Regions from separate parts of the Homo sapiens genome. Here region 2 is linked to region 1. Evidence: read pairs that join two places in POLR2A ChIA-PET (ENCODE). Cell type or tissue: GM12878. All regions are shown on one strand. Each heading gives the region's core, and the rest is flanking DNA. Links, peaks and the distances in the headings are about the cores only. Region 1 overlaps ADD3 (adducin 3). Region 2 has its middle 35 kb from the start of MXI1.

Region 1 (5,385 bases), core at 259-5,258:
TTTAGAAGTCTGTTACAGGCTTCGATAAGCATAGCCCACAATTTGTGAGTAGAAGAAAACCTGGTTTCTAGTTGTTGACTATGACTCTGAAATTCTTTTGTAAATTTTAAGCAGCTTATATTTCTTTGAGATATAATTGTCTAGAATTTTTTGGAAATTCTAAAACGAGTATTTCCATGAGCGTTTCTTACTAGTGGTGTGATCTATATAATGACATTATGTTGAGAGAGGTTTGTATATTTAGATCCCTCTTTTGCACTCTAGCTACAAATTTTTGTTTACAAACTGGTAAGCCAAAATATTAAAGCTACACTTGGTTGCTCTGTTCTGACTGTGTTAAGAACACGGGTCTAGGTGCACTGATTGGTTTCTGGTTTAGCAAGCACACCTTGACTTTTGTATTATGGTGAAAGCAAATGCTTGTTAACTGTATAGTGCCTTTTAAAAAAATTCCTGTAGGAAGATATTAATGCTTAGAAAAATCAGTAGATTTGATTAATAAATCATCTATAAAAAACCTGAAATATTTTTCAACTTTCATTTCCTAGAGTGTAGTAAAGGCAGTAACTGTTAAACGTGAAATCAAATAAAGTAATTTGCACCTGGAAGAAAGCCTTTCTAAAATTATTTCTGTAGTTTCTAGCCACATGATTGAAAAATACAATAAATGTATATTATGTTATTACTTCTCATTTGCAGTTTTTATAAACTTTAAAGCAACTTCAGAGGTGCTAACTTGGGCCTTCTTTCTTCCCTCCACCTCCCCTTTTTATTTAAAGCATCATATCATTTATTATATTGGACCAGCAGGAATGAGTTTAAAGAGGTTGAGAACTGTTTCAGATTAATAACTTGGAAATATCCCACAGGAGTCACAGTATTGCTTATCTTGGATTAAGTTTTAAGAATCCAGTCATTGAGAATTATTTCTATAAGCTGCCATATTTAAAGTTGGAGTGAGGAAGAACCTTACACTGATCCACATACCCCAAAATTCGTGTCAGTGTACTTTATGGGGATCTTGTAGTTTGAAGGATGGCATGGTCCACAAGATAAAAAGCTTCATCATGACAGTCAATAAGTAATGTTCTGGGTTTACATAGAGTTTATATTTCTTTCCTCAAGGTTCTCAGTTTTTCATTTTCATGTATAAGGTATACATCGCTTTTCTAAAACACCAACAATGCTAGATTATTTTTGCTTTGATTTGCTTTGTTTTTTTCATATTCCTTTGAATGATTTAGTTATTACTTCTCTTTGTTTAATATTTTTTAAAGGGATAACTATTTATCCTAACTTTCTCTATACTGGAAAAACACCCCCTTTCCTTCCCCCATTTACAGGATTGTGCAACCTTTCAGTTAAACAAAACCAAAATTGTTCACTTGCTCAGTGTTCCACCCCCTTGAAATAAGCCACATAGCTCTCTATGGGTGTGGCCCAGCGTCTTTGGCTGCCACAGTTACTTGATCCCCTTATCTCATGTCACCCTTGGCTCCCTATATTGTCTCTTCATCTGGTTTCTTAGCTCCTCCTTTTCCCGCTTCCACCGAGTTTTTGTACTGCTCCTGTCACTTTGCTTCTCAGAAGTTCAGAAGCAATTGTCATGAGCTTTTCCACCTCCCCCCCTCCTTTCTCTGAATCTTCTGAGGAAGTTACAGTTGGCCCTCCACTTCTGAGGGTTTCGCATTCTCAGATTCAACCAACCACAGATTGAAAATATTAGAGTAAAAATACAGAATAACTACTTACATAGCATTTACATTGTATTAGGCATCATAAGTAATCTAGAGATGATTCAAAGTATTCAGGAGGAAGTACAAAGTTTTATGCAGATACCACTTCATTTTATATCAGAGACTTGAGCATCCTGGATTTTGGTGGCCATGGGAGGTCCTAGAACTAATCCCTGATGGATACCTAGGGACAGCTGTACATATACACTGTCCAAAGAATTCATTGAGGATTTCCTACTCCAGGATTAAACTCCTGAAGTGAACGTTTTGAAAGGCAAAAGGATTTTTTCTTTTTTGTCAAAGTTTAGATGTTGTAGGTGTGAATTCATTAGTATAAAGTACTTACAGCCCTTGCTTTATATAAAGTATATGCTCCTAAAAAGTTGGCTAGTGGCTGGTCATGGTGGCTTATTCCTGTAATCCCAGCACTTTGGGAGGCTGAGGGAGCTGGATCACTTGAGCGCAGGAGTTTGAGATCAGCCTGGGCAACGTGGTGAGACCTCGTCTCTGCAAAAAATAGAAAAATTAGCTGGGCGTGGTCATGTGAGCCTGTGGTCCCAGCTACTTGGGAGGCTGAGCTGGGAGGATTATTTGAGCCCGGGGAGGTTGTGGCTGCAGTGAGCCATGATCATGCCGCTGCACCCAGCCTGGGCAATAGAGTGGGACCCTGTCTTAAAAAAAAAAAATTGCCTGTATCTCAGTATAACATGGTTAAATGCAGGTGCGATTACTATTTAAGACAACCTGGCAAGGAATCTTTAAATAATTTACATAAATAATCCTACCTTAATTTTTCCATTTTAAAGGATTTTTCCTCTCAGGTTGTCATGATTGTATATGCTGTAAATGATCTGCATATTCTTCTTCATAAAAATGGAAGATTTGTTATTTATTTGTACTTCAGTGTGGAAGCATCTTAAACATTAACCCTGTGGCATTTTCTCATCAATAGTAAGTTGATCAAATGAGTGACCCAGTCTCAGCAATTTAACATATCATCCCTTTCAGCTTTAAATGTATATTTAATCACCTTAGCCCATTTTTCAATCCACAAAAGTAACCTTTCTCATATATCAACAGCTTTCTGGGCCAGTGAACCTTAGAACTTAAGTGCCTTACAAAACATAATGCTTATTAGTTGTGTTTTTTTTTTCCCCTTCCCACCCTCTCCCATTAAATCTACCTTGCTTATACTTGATGCTTTTAAGGATTTGAGCTCATAGGGTGTAGTATAATGTAGTGCCACCTTGACCATGAAATTTGTTTACTGACCTTAGTATTAACCTAGAACATTCTTATGCCTCTTTTCATGGTGATGTGGTGTCAGATTACAATTTGACTGGCTTTCAAGATAATTGGTCTTAATTATTTCTAAGTCATTGGTTAATGCAGTGTAAGAACAAGCATTGTTTAAAAAAGAATATAAATGGCTTTTGAGTTTCTTTTCTTAGCATGCAAGTCAGATTAGAGTGAAAGCAAAAGCACATGACACAAAACTGTGGTTCGCTAATAGATTGTAGGCTTCCTGTAGCTTAAATTATACACACCACAGTAAACTGTTACCCAGTGGCAATTTTGATTTCCCTTTTGTATTAGTTGTAATCTGTGATACTTTTATTTAAAGTAAAGCCATGTATTAAAAGTTTATTAAAACATATATTGTCTTTTTTTAATCTTTTTCCTCTTCACCCCATACATATATACTCATTCCTTTTAGACCAAGCTCCAGGGTAACTTGCCCTGTAACCTTTCAAATAGGCTCCTTTCTCTGAATATATCTGTAGTATATCTGTAGTATATCTATTATAATAACAGAGTGTGCTACAATTGTCTCTCCCTCTCCCCTGCCCCAACCCACTAAATTGCTAGTATTTTAGGGTCAGAGACAATGTCTCGTTCATTTCTTACATTTTTTACCATGATACCTGTTCACTTGTAGCATGTAATAGTAGGGGAATGAATAGTTAGTAGAATAAATGTATTTAAGAAAAAAGTAGAAAAGAAATATATGGTGAATTGATTTACCAACTCAGAATTTAAATATAAATTTAAAAAATCTAAAATCAAAGTAGGTTATGTGATCAGTACTGCTGTAGGTTGCAGAGAATAAATTGATACTCTACACTTTAGTTATGTTTGGGAGCAGTATGTATGATTCTGTAAACTGAAATCCCTCTAATATGTACAGAAGAAATACATTTACAGACTAGTTTTGTTTTTGTTTTCGTTACACCTTCTATCATGCCACTGAGTATATAGCAAATCTATCAACCATTGAGTGGAAAAACACATTAAGATGCTTGAAGGCAGGCAGAGTTATGCAGGGGTTGAAGGATAAAGATTGGGGGGTAGGGGTGCAGATAACCAAACTTGTCTCTCGCCCTGTCTTGGAAAAAGCTTACTTATCATATCTGAGGACTCTTAAAGCATTAATTTTAGAGGCTGGGATGTGGCTCTTGTCATATACAGGCAGCCCAAGTTCTACAGCTAGATCTCAGAGAAGCTGAGAGTGTTAGTAGGCCTACAAACACATCATGTGGGTTTTTTTTTTTGTTTGTTTTTAGTTTTTTGTTGTTTTTGGGGGGGGGGGGTGGGGAGCCAGCTTTGCCTCCTACCTATCCAACAGCAGTGTTTGAAGCTAAGTGCTTGAATTTGTTTTAGGAGGATAATTTTTAGAAACATTATTGATACTTAAATTTCCCAAGATTAAAAAAAAATTGGGGGAATGGCTTTTACTGGGTAAAGTATTTGAAACGTAAAACATATTTTTCCAAGTAAAATGATGTCTCATAGTTGGAAAAAGCAATTTAAAAATGCCTACAGAGCCCCATATCCTTAGATGGAACAGCTCAAAGCAAAAGTAACATTTTTAACAAATTGCAGGGGAGAGGGTTTCAGTCCAACAAAATAAAAAGGCTCTTTAGGTTTGCTATAGAACATTGTACCTATAATCAACAGTAATGTATACTTAAATTTAAGAGGATAGATCTCATGTATTCTTGCCACAGTTAAAAATAAAAGTTATACCTCAAAGATTTAGAAAGTAAAAACAAATTGCATGTGTCATGAATATTTCGTATATTGTGGCTATATTTCATTTTGTTTTTACTTGTTTTCTATTCCGTTTTAGAACTTTTCCCAAAACAGAAATTATTCATGATTGCAGATTTTTTTAATGGCACAAATAGATTTATTCTTCACTTTTTATTCTGTGCTTTTTTCTTTTTCATGTAGTCTGTGTCTTCACAAGGTGTTAATAAAATGCATAGTTTTCAGAAGTACTATGCCATCAGTAGAGTCAAAGCCATATTATGTCTTTCTACCTCTAGTTTGGCAACCTTGAAGATACAATACAACCTCACTAGTTTGGTGAATTTTTGTTTTAAATGGGGATCATGCCTAATCTTTAGACCTAATGACTTACTGAATTTCAACCTCAGCTTTAATAAGCTGAACTTACCAATCATTGTAGGTTATGTTGTGTACATTTTTTTATCCAGAAAAAGCCTATTTTGAACATTAACCATATTTCACTTATCCCCAACCTTGCCTTTTCTATAATTCTTCCTTTTTAAATCCTGGATTACCTGTTTTAACAAATAACCATCTATCACATATTAAATAGGCAAGGGACATTATTCATTTACCA
Region 2 (5,385 bases), core at 302-5,301, 100 kb after region 1:
ATTTTTCAGAAGGAAGGGAGAGAGAAAGGGCTGAAAACTTCCCATTGAATGGCCTTTAGGGGATGGAGGACATTGTGCATGTTTTGCAACTCTGAGAGGAGCGCAGTATCTTCCCATGATGTAGAGGTTAAGTGCTCAGGCTTTGCAGAGACTGTCTTGGCACTGATCTCACATCTACCACTTAACCTCTCTAAGTCTCCGTTTATTCATCTGTTAAAAAAAGAAAGAAAGAAAAAAGAAATAATAACGAATATCCACTTCACATGGTTACATTGAGAAATAAATAAGATAATCCACATGAAAGTATCCTGCAAGCCTTTGCTACTGTGATCTCCTGCGCTGCAAATGGGAGGGTTTCACCAGCCCCAGCCAGTCTCCACAGCCGTGACAGATTTGGTTTAACGTCCTGGGAGACAGAGCTTCACACGATGTCCCCTAGAGCCTAAAGGCTGGTGGGGGGACTGGAGCAGCTGTTTGTCAATGGGGAGAGGTCAATGCTTCTGGACCAGAGGCTGGGCTCTGCCACATCCCCAACATGGAGCAGCTGCTCACATGGTACAGTTGAAGTGACGACCCCGGAGCTGCCCTTGAGCCCTTTATCACCCTGGACTTGGCCATGGCGTCTGCCCCCGCCCCCCCCACCCCTGGAAGGAGATTGTCAGTTTCCTTGTCCTTTTCTTTCAACTTGTAGCAGGAGGACACCCTGGAGGCAGGAATGGGTGTGGCTTTGCAGAAGAAGTTTTCTGGCAGCCTGGGGGGTTGCAGGAGGGGATCCTTCCTCTCCCTAACAGCCTTGAGCCAGGGACTTTAAACAACCCAGGGTGGATTTTCTTTCTGTTTGCATTTGGGCTCCGGGAAATTAAGCCTGATGTGTGGTCCTCCCAGGCCTTCCTGGAGAGGATCCCCGCCTTTCTCCCTTCCTCCCCAGCCCATTTATTGTGTAGCCCTTGTGGGCTGCTGGGTCCATCGGTGGCCAAAAACGTTTTTTTAAATCTGCTAACAAAGAATACTTCCTCTATCTCACACTACACTGAGGAACTATAAACTTTCTAACAGAAATGGGAGATCAGGAGTCAAAATATGGAACTAGAAAAAAAAATAAAAATAAAAAACCCAGACTATTTTCTTGGAGGGTTTGCTGTAATTTGCACAAAGGGCTGAGATCTGTCTCGCAGTGACTCCTTGTTGGAAGGCAGCTGCCCCTCGTTGGGGGCAGACCATCCTTTTCTTTCAGGTCCAGCGACTCCCTGAGGCTCTGAGCTGAGGAGAATCCCAATCATCCGCTGGGAGCCTAACCCTGCCTTTATAGATGCAGTATCTGAAGGGAAATGACTCACCTAAGATCATGGCTGACTGAACCTTACCTTTCCTCTCCCAGGAGGAGGATGTCACACCTCATGTTTCAAAGTTAGAACTGTGCGCAAATCACCACTATGTGATGTTGGATGCAACGGATGCAACTCTCTATATATAAATATATATTAGACACTACAAAATAATAGGAAAGAACAAAAATGAGTGTGCATCCAATTTGCTTCATAGAAGCCACGTTTTATTATCAGAAAGTTCAATGTAGGATGTTTTGGGGATCAAAGGGAAGCCAGCACATCCATCCTCTCGACAAACCATCTTTACCCTAAACTGCACAGCCTGAAATTCAACCCACCTAATAAACCCACTTTTAGTCTGAGAGTACACACACACACACACGCACACATGCATATATAGATATCTATATATCTATCTATATATTTATTTATTTTTTTGAGATGGAGTCTTGCTCTGTCGCCCAAGCTGGAATTCAGTGGCACAATCTCAGCTCACTGCAACCTCTTCCTCCTGAGTTCAAGCAATTCTCCCTCCTCAGCCTCCCAAGTAGCTGGGATTACAGACACCCATCATCATGCCTGGCTAATTTTTGTATTTTTGTAGAGACGGGGTTTCACCATGTTGGCCAAGCTGATCTTGAACTCCTGACCTCAAGCGCTCTGCCCCCCTTGGCCTCCCAAAGTGCTGGGATTACAGGTGTGAGCCACCACACCCGGCCTTATTTATATTTTTTAAACATCACAGAAAGACTTGGCCACAGTTTAAGGACCTGTCTTTCATGTGACTAATGGGCATCCAAGTCACTGATGCGATTTGAAGGACTTGGAAGAGGCCGCCCTGCACCCTAAAACTCTCCCCCAGCGTGCTGGCTCTGTGTCTGAAGTTCTATCATAGGTCCTGCTGCACATTCTTTGGTTTGGCTTTGTGTTTCTGGGGTCCCCAGAAATGGTTCCAGCGTGCCAGCTGAGCATTTGTCTACCATTAAGCCACTCAAATTCCAACTCGAATAACCACAACTTTTCCTGATTTTCCCCATTCCTGTGCACTTGTTTTCTTCTAATCTGCATGGTTGGTGTTTTGCAGTGCTCTGACAGCCAGATGTCACGTGTCTCTCTCTTGCTACCTTCAAGATGTCTCATGCGTATTAAGCAAACATGACTAAGAATGACAGTAATGCCCATTTACTTTAAAACAACTGTTATTTTTATGTTATGATGTCCCCCTACTGTCATTATCACTATGCTTATACGATTTTACACAGGTGTAATCAAGGCTTGGAAACTGTTTTGTATTCTTTATTTACCTGAAATTGTTTCATATGTACTTTTCCACAAATCTACTTAAACTTCCGTATTATCTTTCCTTTTTAGTTAATATTATTTTACCTCTTTTATTTTTCTTTGGAGAAGGCATCATAGCTCAAAAACTTCCTTATTATCTTTCTTTCGTCTCTTTTCTTTTTTTTTTTTTTTTTTTTTTTTGAGATGGAGTCTCGCTCTGTCGTCCAGGCTGGAGTGCAGTGCCACAATCTCGGCTCACTCCTGGGCAGTGGCACAATCTCGGCTCACTCGGCTCACTCCTGGGTTCAAATGATTCTCCTGCCTCAGCCTCCCAAGTAGCTGGGATTACAGTCGCCCGCCACCACTCCCAGCTAATTTTTGTATTTTTAGTAGAGACGGGGTTTCACTGTGTTGGCTAGGCTGGTCTCAAATTCCCAGCCTCGTGATCCACCTGCCCCTGCCTCCCAAAGTGCTGGGATTACAGGTGTGAGCCACCTCGCCCAGCCCCTTATTATCTTTCATAACAGCAATGTGCTATTCCATCAATTTAATAAAACAAGTGTACTTAACTGTTTTCTTTTGTTGGGCATTTGGACAATTTCCAGGTTTTCATCACTGTGGATCATGCTGCTATATTTTTATATAAACAGCTTTTTTAACTTTTGACCAACATCCTGGGGATGGCTTCCCCAAAATCCCTTTGGATTTTGAGTTCATGGGAGAAAGGGACTGCACTTGCTGTTTCTTTGACATTGCATACTTTTTTTTCTTTTTTCTTTCTTTTTTTTTTTTTTTTTTTTTTTTTAATTACAGACAGGGTCTCCTCCCTATGTTGCCCAGGCTGGTCTCAAACTCCTGAACTCAAGTGATCCTCCTGCCTCAGCCTCCCAAAGTACTGGGATTACAAGTGTGAGCCACTGTGCCCGGCCATGACATGTCATACTTCTTTTTTTTTTTTTTTTGATAGAGTCTCGCTCTGTTGCCAGGCTGGAGTGCAGTGGCATGATCTCGGCTCACTGCAACTTCCGACTCCAGGGTTCAAGCAATTCTCCTGCCTCAGCCTCCGGAGTAGCTGGGACTAGAGGCGCGCACCACCATGCCTGGCTAATTTTTGTATTTTTAGTAGAGATGGGGTTTCACCGTGTTGCCCAGGCCGGTCTCGAACTCCTGAGCTCAGGCAATCCACCCGCCTTGGCCTCTCAAAGTGCCGGGATTACAGGTGTGAGCCACTGCACCCAGCCGACATGTCATACTTCTTATGTCCACCTCTCAACCCCTGATCTCACCTAGGAAAGAAATCTGCTCATCCTGAGGGCTCTATGCTTGTGCTGACTGATATTGCAGAGGGATAGCCCTGTCTTTCTTACTGTCTTTAAAGAAAGAGATTGGTGATCTTTCTTTAGGAAATACCCTAATCCTTAACAGATTTGGCTGCCAGGACACATTGTCCAATGGTGGTTGGAGAAAGACCCTCCCAGGAATTACGGAAAGAAGGACTCCCCAGTACACTAGGCTGGCTGCCCACACATCAGCTGCAGAGTTTGACGTGAATAGTGCTCCTTGAGAACTGTGCTGGGTCCTTTTATTTCCAAGCAGTGAGTGATGAAGACAAGGAGTGGTTCTTCACCCCAGCAAAAAGGGTCCTGGACTGAAAAAGTCAATGGCTTCGGTGCTGAGCCAAGGTCAAGTCTGATTGTGTTTCCAGGAGATCAAGAACATTTCATTTTAAGCTATATATATTCAATAAACAGAAAAAGAGGGATTATGTCCTATTAGTGGGACTCCTCACAGGCCCTCAACACTGTAACAACTGGTCTGTGGGGGCAGGATGGGCTCTTAGAGTCTCTGCTCTGCCACTTACCAGCTGTGCCTCAATGGGCAAACCACTTGACCTCAATGATTTCCTTGGAGGCTACACAATGGGGACAATGCTGATGCTAAGGGACTCCACAGAGTTATTGTGAAATTATACAATGTAATATATGCAAAAGTGCTTTGTAAATACTAAGCAAATGCCAAGGATTTCTGTTACTGGTATTTGGATGATCATCATTGGCTAATTGGAGAACACTTCCTTTGTGCTTCTGAATGGAGGCTGTGACCTATGGCTTCTCTTTTGAATATCAGGTAACTGAGCTTAACAGCTCAACCTAGTCATAAAACAATATGATTTCAATCACCATGATTGAATTTTTTTTTTTTCTTTTTGAAACGGAGTCTTGCTCTGTCACGCAGGCTGGAGTGCGGTGGCATGATCTCCGCTCACTGCAACCTCTGCCTCCCAGGTTCAAGCAATTCTCTTCCCTCAGTCTCCTGAGTAGCTGGGACTACAGGTGCATGCCACCAGGCCTGGCTAATTTTTATATTTTTAGTAAAGACAGGGTTTCACCATGTCGACCAGGCTGGTCTCAAACTCCTGACCTCAAGTGATCCGCCCACCTCGGCCTCCCAACAGGCGTGAGCCACTGTCCCTGGCCAATTGAATGTTATTTTATGTGTAAGACATTGAGCTTCTGTGGAAAGAGAAGAGAGAGTTACTCACTGTGTGGGAGACTCTTCCTCATCCATTATGTTATTCAATCCTTACCACAACTTTGCATGATAGATATTATTATTCCCCTATAACGGAACAGAAATTACTTGGGAAAAGTCACCTCTCTGTACATGCCACAGCCTGGGAACTGAACTCTGTCTGACTACAGGGCCTATGTTCTCACCTTGATATTTTGTTACGTCTTTGTCCCTAGGACTTCAATGTAGATGGGCAATAGGTCAA

The links. Peaks named below come from ENCODE experiments on the same cell type or tissue, not always from the same donor. Only the 100,000 strongest peaks of a DNase experiment are listed, where the experiment ranks them.
Region 2: POLR2A ChIA-PET joins it to region 1 with 5 read pairs; 2 of 35 experiments call an interaction of 5 or more read pairs at or near these places.

Annotation. Positions count from the first base shown.
Region 1 is chr10:110,066,667-110,072,051 of GRCh38, forward strand. All of the region lies in intron 1 of ADD3 (adducin 3), which reads left to right. Among named protein-coding and RNA genes, the nearest start is that of ADD3-AS1, 61 kb to the left of the region's middle. In GM12878, for the core only: no CTCF peak of the experiment used is centred there; DNase peaks (open chromatin) are centred at 1,585 and 3,228; H3K4me3 peaks cover 1,038 bases; H3K27ac peaks cover 4,947 bases.
Region 2 is chr10:110,169,912-110,175,296 of GRCh38, forward strand. No RefSeq gene overlaps it. Among named protein-coding and RNA genes, the nearest start is that of MXI1, 35 kb to the right of the region's middle. RefSeq lists a silencer at 600-894 and an enhancer at 4,232-4,827. In GM12878, for the core only: no CTCF peak of the experiment used is centred there; no DNase peak of the experiment used is centred there; H3K27me3 peaks cover 120 bases.